Linked DNA regions of Homo sapiens: region 2 is linked to region 1. Evidence: read pairs that join two places in POLR2A ChIA-PET (ENCODE). Cell type or tissue: A673. All regions are shown on one strand. Each heading gives the region's core, and the rest is flanking DNA. Links, peaks and the distances in the headings are about the cores only.

Region 1 (4,391 bases), core at 109-4,108:
ATGGTTATCACATTTTCTAAAGATGGAATGTTGAATACATTCTTTTAAATTGGAAAGAAAATGAAAACAAGCCCTGTGGAAAAGAAAACAAACTGTAATGAATTAAATTGTTGTAAATCACCAACAAGCCCTGTATAGAAAATGCTATAATCCTATCAAGCTTCTTTGTTTTCTGCCAATATAAGCAGGAAGGTAACTTTTAATTTTGGAGGACTGAACCCATTTTTCTGGAGTTTGTGTCTTCTAAGTGGTTATTCCCAGCTTTTCACTTGAACAAACTCTTGAATACTGGATTCTGATCCTTTTGATTATTTCATGTTGACATAGATAAAGAAGGATGGAGACAGGGTGATAGAAGGGAAAGACCTTCCGGTCTCATTAGTGAAAATAACATACATGAAAAAGCCATATCTTTTCACAAGTTTCAGAAGTATCTGGGTAACTTTAACACTTGCTGGAGAAGCATCATGTCTCCATTCAAGGAAACTTGAGTATCACGTCCAGGTACCACTGTCAGAATCCAGAGCAATCTGGGGACCCTCTGGAACGATGTTCCGAGCCCTTCAGAAATACCCACCCAATGGCCTGCTTCTGCCTGGAGAGGGAACATTCACCATCTTTAGCTGGACAACAGAGTGACCTTCAGGGGCACCAAGCCAAATGCAGAGAAGAAAGGAACGGAATGAAGCAGAGGCAATACTGGGCAACACCTGCCGTTAAGTGGAACAACCTGGGCTGTTAAACACACATTCACTTGTAGGGAAAAATTAGAATCAGGTTGGTTTAGGCTTAATAGTGTATTTATACTGTGCTGGAGAAGAGTTTTGAAAGCAGGGGGCTTCTGCAATGCATCTGACATGGCTTGTATGGAAATACCATTTTCTTCTCTTAATTTCTATAGCACTTTGGTGAAGATATTTCTTAAGAAATCTGCTACATTTTTTCTTGTACTGTGCTTATTTTATAGACTTTTATTTTCCTCCACATTAGACTGTAAACACTATGAAGACAGAAAGCAGGTCTTTTGGCCAGGCACAGTGGCTCACACCTGTAATCCCAGCACTTTGGGAGGCCAAGGTAGGTGGATCACCTGAGGTCAGGAGTTCAAGACCAGCCTGGACAACATGGCAAAACCCTGTCTCTACAAAAAATACAAAAATTAGCTGGGCACTGTGGCACATGTCTGTGGTCCCAGCTATTCAGGTGGCTAAGGTTGGAGGATCGTGTGAGCCCAGGAGGTCCAGGCTGCAGTGAGCCGTGATTGCACCACTGCACTCCAGCCTAAGTGACAGAGCAAGACCTTGTCTCAAAAAAAAAAAAATGTTCTTTTCATCTTGTGTGCCCCCAACTCCCCCATGGCTACTCACAGTTGGAGGAATGTAGCAGGTGTGCCCGGCGCCTGGGCCCTGGTGCCTGAGCCACTCCTCTGCTGTGACGAGGCCTGAAGGGTGAGGTTCACCCTGCAGGCAGCCAGTTGTACCCAAATGCATTGTCTTTGAGCCAGAGGCATTGCTGCTTCTCTGAAAAGGGTAAAAATAAAGTGTTTAAAATTCAAGAAGAATTTCAGAGAAATAGGGACTAGGTAAAGACAGCCCTGTGGCAGTAAATAGCAGACAGTGAAGGATGAAGACAAAGTTTCAGAAGGAGGAAGACAAGGTCGCCTTGCCCTCTGGTCTCATTAGTGGAAATAACACCTACAGGAAAGTAACATCTTTGAAGATATCTGAAAGTTTCCTGGGTGATCATGAAATTGCAGGTGGCAGTATGAGGTTTTCAAAATACACAGAGCATGCCCTCTGAGAGAAACTCAATTGGCAATTAGGACATTGCAGGATCATAGAGCTTTTCTTCCCTTCTTTAGCTATGAGTCACAAGCTGCCAATTAAGAAATCAGTGACCTGTCAGGAGCTTGATATTACCTAATGGGCTAAAGCCCTCGATGGTGATGTCTAATAACATTGGTGCGTTCAGGATTTAATCTTTAACTTGATTTCCTGGGGTGATTAGATGATGAAAAATAAGACGGGTTATTTTATTCTTCAATAGATCCTTTATATGGGGATCTGGGTGATGCAGTAAAGCAGAAGGAAGAATTGTATCCTCTTGCATTCTTCCTCCTCCCCCTCCCCAGCAACAGACATGTTAAGGTCAGCAGTCTTGAAGTACAGACAGTTGTTCTTGGTAAGATGTGCAGGAATCCACAGTGATCAGAATGCGTGTGGACCCCATTGTTTTTACTGTGCAACAAATGTGTCAAAAGCTCATACAGGACAGCAAAGCAAAGACATTTTTAAGAACATGAATTCGGAGTCAAACAGACCTTGTTTGACTCCTAGATCTGCCCCTTACCAGTCTCAAGCAAACTTCTTAATCCCTCTGAGCCTCCACTTTACTCATCTGTAAAATGGTAATAATGACAGTACCCACCTCATATGATTGTTGAGGAAATTAAATGAGATATTGCATGTAAGGCTTCATGTAGTGCCTACTTCCTGATGAAGTGCTAACAGACATCAGCTAATATTATCATTATATTTATTAGCAGCCTGTGAAAATGTCTTATAACTTAGCCATCTGTCTTTACAGAGTATAAACCATGTCTCATTACTTCATCCAAGGAGAGAAGAGATTCCTGTTGATAGAGGAAGATACCAAATGAGCTGGTCATATATACAGATTTCAACCTACATGCTTAGAAGACAGCTCTGTGACCGAGGCTACTGAGGACCTGTCAGGAGGCCATTAAGATTTAAAAAGGACCTCTTTTTAAATATCACGTCGTTGTAGGTTTATGGTTCCAAAGCAAGCCATGATCTTTGAAGAGGGGTCCTCCACTTGTCTTGTTCTTTCCATTGCTAGCATAGAAGGATCTCTTGGATTGGTGCTGGTTTGTTATCAGAGTATTGGTGGCCATTCTTTGGGAAACTCTTGGCTTTTCCCATCCCTGGTGAATAGGGTTATCCAGCCCTACTTACCAGGGACATTTTGAAGAGGACACTAGGAGAAGTGGGCATTTCTTCAAGAGAGGTCAAAAGAGGAAATGCATGATGTCACTATCACTTCATATGAATGGCAAACACATATCAGTGTATATAAATTACTGGCACAAGCAGAGTCTCACTTACTGGCTGTGACCTACACACCAGGTCATTGGCCAGAGCATCATGGACCACAGCACAAATAGTGCTGGATGATAGGGTTCACTGCCAAGACGAAGAGGAGGGATGAAAACAGGAAAGGAGAAGTTTGCCACATGCTCAACTCAAGTCTCCTTACAATAAAAAGTCAAAAATTTATTTTCTGAACTACATATCTGCTCAGATCTTACCATCTTCATTTAGCCACCAAATTGTTGACTTAAAAAAAGGGGGGGGCAGGTGCGGTGGCTTTCGTCTGTAATCCCAGCACTTTGGGATGCCAAGGCAGGCAGATCACAAGATCACGAGTTTGAGATCAGCGTGGCCAACATGGTAAAACCCTGTCTCTACTAAAAATACAAAAATTAGCTGGGTGTGTTGGCGCATGCATGTAATCCCAGCTACTTGGAAGGCTGAGGCAGGAGAATCACTTGAACCCAGGAGGTGGAGATTGGAGTGAGCCAAGATCGCACCATTGCATTCCAGTCTTGGCAACAGAGTGAGACTCCATCTCAAAAAAAAAAAAAAAAAAAAGGGAAATCAGATTCACAAAGTTACAGAATCTCTTTCTTGGCTAAGACCCGAAGCTCCTTCATTTCTGTTAAAATTAGGCAAATAATTCCCAAATGGCAATGTGGAGTCCAGGACTAATATGCAGCACCTGGGAAACTTCTACAACTTACAGATGCCTTGAGCTTACCCCACGTGGATAGATCCAGAATCTTTAGGGGAGGGTTCCATCCTTTTGAGCATCCCTGATGATGATGATGAGGGGCCAGTCTTGGGAACCCCTGAAACAGGCCATTTTCATGCCCAGATTTACAGAGTCTGCATCTGAATGTCATGTTCATTAATTAATGCATTTCCTTATAACTTGCCATTAGGAAGTTTGCCCAGCAAGTTTCAAGAAGATAACATAACGCTGATAGCCAGTCCCTCCTATTTACCCAGGAGTTTCCCTTCTCCTCTGCTGCAAAAGTCTTTCCTTTCTTCCAAAGTCCTGACACTTTCCACTTAAACTGGCCTTGAGTCATATCTAAACCTCCCCCCTCTCAAAGTGAAACCCAATTTACCCCTTCTCACCCTAAATACTTTTTCTGTTGAGATTCTTATATATGCAACATGAGTGCGTCCCCTGGACATATTGGCTAAATGTCCAGAAAAAGAATTGCTCCAATAAGTGCTCAGTAAAACTCCTAATGAGCATGGAGTAGATGCTTAAAATAAATTTTTAAAAAACCAAAGTTGTATTTC
Region 2 (4,391 bases), core at 208-4,207, 76 kb before region 1:
TAATTTTTTTAAAAGTTTTTTTAAATAGATTTAAATTTGACCTTTTACTTCCTCCTTGTCTTTAAGGGCCTAACGGATCTGCGAAACTGTTGACCACAGGAATACTTGGAGACATTGGAAGCATTCCTGTGTGTTTTCCTTTAGACTTTGCTTTCCCTTAGCTGGGAGTGTTAACATCACACATTCTCCAGAGAACTTTGCAGAGGAGAATGTGGTGTCTGCCTCTTTCCTTCAGTCCTGGGAAAACTACAGCAGGGCTGGGTTGGTAGCTTGCCCTGAATTCCCCAGTTATATGTGTTCTGAATCTCCAACTGCTCCTTTAAATCAGCAGATCCTTGTTCAGACTAACCGGCCAAAGGGGAAGCATTTGGTCCAAGCTTCCTCACACCAGGCTGTGGAATATTTATCACAGAGTCCTAAAATCTAAAGACATCCTCCCAACCCCCTGGGGATGGAGATCGTCGGGAGCCTCATGCAGACAGCGAGCTTCTTGATGACATGCCCGGGACCACACAGCAAATGAGTGTCAGGGCTCGGGATCAGGAAGCACAGAACTTGGAGCCCAGCTTTGTGCAATCTCCGCCTGAGTATGCCCTTCTAGGTCTCAGCTACGTGACGAAATACCACATTATGTCCTCTCCCAGCTCAGAAAACTAGGCTGGGAAACTGAGCAGCAGCAGAGCTAACGGCTTGGCCTTGTTCAACCCCACTTTACCCCTTCTAGAAAGATCAGGAAGAGTCTCCTGAACCACCATCGGGAGTGCAGGTTAGATTCTGGGGAAGCTCTTCTGATCCAAAGAACGTCATGCCATCATGTGATGCTGCATGGTCACAGGTCAGAGTTCAAGGTCATAAGTTAGACAAAAGGTCAAAATAGAAGATCATCTCTTATAACCCCGGCCAATGTTAACAGGTTTAAAAGTTACTTTTTTTTCTTATAGTGTGCAAATGGGCTGGGTTCAGATCTCCAGCTTTCTCCCATCAAAAATCCCCCTCTAATCCAAAAGAAGCTTGTAACCCACTGTGAAGGAATGCCACAGGTACACAGTAGAGATACTTACAGCCAATCAGATCTAGAAGGACAAAGCTCTAGGCAAAATAGCAAATCACAACTAGTCTCTCAGCGTGTCCTAAGCATTCGGCAGCCCTGGGAACAGGCAGACCCTGCAGGAGCTACCCAGGGCATCCAGTGAGAAAATGGCAAACATATCATCCCGCCAAATTCTGATCAGAACCCCAACACCCAGGCCCCAAAGTCAGTGTACGCGCTGCGCATCTCCGCGGCTTTTTCAGTGGTGGGTGCAAACCACAGGCACCTCCCGGACTCCTTGGAGGTGCTGGTTCCGGCTGAGCCTAGTCCCCCACCCCACCCCGAATCAGGGGTTTACCAAGGGTCTCTTCAAAGTGGCAGCCGCACTGTGAAAGTGAAACCAGACACTTGAAAACTGTCTTTCCTCTCTCTAAGGTTGCTGGCTGATGGAGCCACCGGCAGGGGTCCCGGGGGTGCTAGGAATTCTGATGGATGTTCTCCGAGGACCCTTCGCTGCTCTCGTTGAGGGGCGTCTCCGAGGTCTCCTCCAGCTCATCGTCTGCCCCCTCCTCCTGAATGGTGAGGTGCACGTCCGGGGAGGAGGACTCGGAGCTCACGCTGTCCCCTTCCATGGAACAGAGGGTGCAGGACAGCGCGGGCGCCACGCTCTCCTGCAGCATGTTCAGCATCAGGGGCACCTGCACCGACCTCAGGCCCGACACCACAGGCAGCGGCTTCATGGCCTCCCCCCAGAGCCGCTCCTCGTCTTTGTACAGCAGCAGGAGGCTGGACTTCTTCTCCCGCCTCTTGGATTTCATGTAGCCCAGCATGATTCCGATCAAGAAAATGCCGTAGAAGGACATGACAACCAGAATGTAGAAGTACTCGTTGCCATTGCCGCTGCCGCCGCCGGCCGCACGGGACTCCAGGGGGCTGCTGGAGGCGGCGGTGCCGGGGTGCGTGCTGTTCAGAGGCTCCATTTTCAGCATTGAGGCTGCCTCCACAGCAGGGGCTGGGGAAAAAGCCGCAGGTTAGAACTCTCCCCCAGGTCCTGGGCACAGGGAGGTGGGGGAGCACGAGGTTTGTGGAACTGCAATACCAAAAAAGCTTAAAAGTGCATGAAAGAAATAGCATAAGAGGGTTCGCCAAACAGCTGACAAGAGTGAGCTATGAGGGCTTGGAGTGCACGGGAGAGAAGCCCGGGAAGGTTCACTGGGAAAAGTAAGAAGGACTTTTTTTTTTTTTTTTAGTGTACACATTTGTCCTGTTTGTAGTGAGCAGTATTACTTTGATTAAAAAAAAAATCAATGTAAGACAGGAGCATACAGTAAATAGTATCTTTAAAACTGGGAAACGTATTTTAACTGAGCAGAAACAAAGTTTACATTGTGTTTCCAAAACCAAACTATTTTAAATTCAAAACAATGTTTCCTTAGAACAAAGAAAAGCAGGAAGAAAATAAAGGAAAAAAATTCATCTATTAATTGGCAAAAATGTCCCTCTTTCAAATGTTTCTGAAAGCAAAGTGTAGCCTTGCTGACTTACCAAGGCTGACAGTTTGTCCCAAGTTTTGAATTCCCAAATCGTCCAGTCCAAGAGGGTTCTTCTGCTCTGTCCGGCTCTGCGCTCTGACAACTCCGCTGCTGCAGTTGGGATATATAGTCAAGAAGTGCATCGTCACGTGCTCTGGGAGGAAAATTTACAACAGAGATTGATCGTGGCAGAGTGAGCAGTGAACTGAAAGCACTGCAGTTCAACTCCCTGAACTTTGCAGCTGTGAAAAGTGAAAAAGACTGGGAAGTGGGAACTGCTCCTCAAGCCCCAGCACCCGGCCAGGGTTTTCAGGTAGCGGTGACGATGAGTGAAAAGAGGAGAAAGGGATGTGCTGTGCTGGAACCGTTACCCCAAAGTCCGCGCTCACTGAAAATTAGCTCATGCTTCGCGCGGCTCCTGGGGAATAACCATTATTGGGCTACAGGTTTTCAGAGGCAGCTGAATCCCATAATCTGGATGAAAGACAGTTGGAAGCAAGTGCGGGATTTACAGTCAAGGAACTGGGGCTTCGGTTTCAGTTCTTCCACTCCTTATGCAAATAAGATAAATCCTTCCTTAACCTCTCCGCACCTCACATTCCTCGTCTGTAAAATCGTTGTGCCTGGCGGGGGGGGGGGTCTTCTGCAGGTAGGATTATATAAACCACGTGACCTTTTGAGACCCTTTCAGCTTAACCCTTCTAAGATTGAAGGCTGCCTGGTGTTGCTTAGCCCTCTAAAAGCAGAGATTCTAGCTGCCTTCCACATCAAGGTCACAAACCTATGTTTATAATAATTTTTTTTTAAAAGCTCCCACATTCTTTTCAGTGGTCTGCATTAAGTGGAAACATGTTGTCGTAAAAGATACTATGGGCAGGTTTTGTTCCGTCCTGCCATACACAGCTGCTCCTCTGAAGCCTCATGCGGAGGCTATTGACACGTCTCTTTGCTGTCTCTCGTAGGTCAGGGGAGGAGCAGGACTATTTCAGAGTGCAACTAAGCACAGTTCAAGTTTTTTAAACCTCGGTAGACCCTGTGTTTAAATGGCTGCTGTGATCAAAATTGGAAGAGGAATTGCAGGCTTTAATGTCAGTCTCTCTGCTCCCTGGGCTGCTTATTCTGAGGCTTTCATGCTAAGTGGAAGGAAACTGGGAGAGATCCACTCCCTCCAGTTGTCTGTGGCCTGTGGATTGCAGCCAGACTGTCTTGTGGGCCAACTCTAAAGGAAACATCTCTCATGGTTCTGCTGTAGTCAAACTGACGCATGCGACATCCACCTGACCTGCTTGAACATATATAGCTTAGGCACTGGAATTTTCACTGCTGCTACAGGAACCCCCCTGGGTTTGCACCTGATCCTGATTCTAAGAAGACACCTGGAGGAAGAATAGGAAGATGAACTGAATGCTGCCATTTTTCCCACTTGACTACTCACCTGTGTTCATCCATAAATCCCCAGCTGGCACTGGAGGTACCAACCATCGACCACTCCAGCATCACGATCATCCATACAGTGGAACTGTGCTCACACCAGTAAAGATACCCTCACCATTGTGTTAATACGTAAAACCCTCCATAGCTACCTCAGCCATGGTAGACTTGGTCTTTTCAACAGGTGTCCATCATAAACACTAGAACACTTCCATCTATATCTAAGCCTACACTGGAATGTCTGGGACACTAGAACAAGATGGGCCCAAGAAAGAGATGCCTGTTGATTGTTGACCCTGGTATTTTTTATTGTATACCTTAGGACATACGAGATTGGTCATCATCCAGGGATTGTCCAACACCAAAGACTGGAAGCTTTGAGTAGGCAGAAAGGAGGT

Evidence for each region. Peaks named below come from ENCODE experiments on the same cell type or tissue, not always from the same donor. Only the 100,000 strongest peaks of a DNase experiment are listed, where the experiment ranks them.
Region 2: POLR2A ChIA-PET joins it to region 1 with 15 read pairs; 5 of 35 experiments call an interaction of 5 or more read pairs at or near these places.

Annotation. Positions count from the first base shown.
Region 1 is chr2:222,974,342-222,978,732 of GRCh38, reverse strand. No RefSeq gene overlaps it. Among named protein-coding and RNA genes, the nearest start is that of ACSL3-AS1, 57 kb to the right of the region's middle. In A673, for the core only: no CTCF peak of the experiment used is centred there; no DNase peak of the experiment used is centred there.
Region 2 is chr2:223,050,459-223,054,849 of GRCh38, reverse strand. It overlaps KCNE4 (potassium voltage-gated channel subfamily E regulatory subunit 4), which reads right to left and starts at 2,660. Exons shown (of 2, transcript NM_080671.4): 1 at 2,576-2,660; 2 at 1-2,042. The coding sequence starts at 2,019. The coding sequence ends at 1,507. RefSeq lists an enhancer at 1,805-2,352. In A673, for the core only: no CTCF peak of the experiment used is centred there; DNase peaks (open chromatin) are centred at 499, 1,139, 1,719 and 2,689; H3K4me3 peaks cover 3,647 bases; H3K27ac peaks cover 3,698 bases.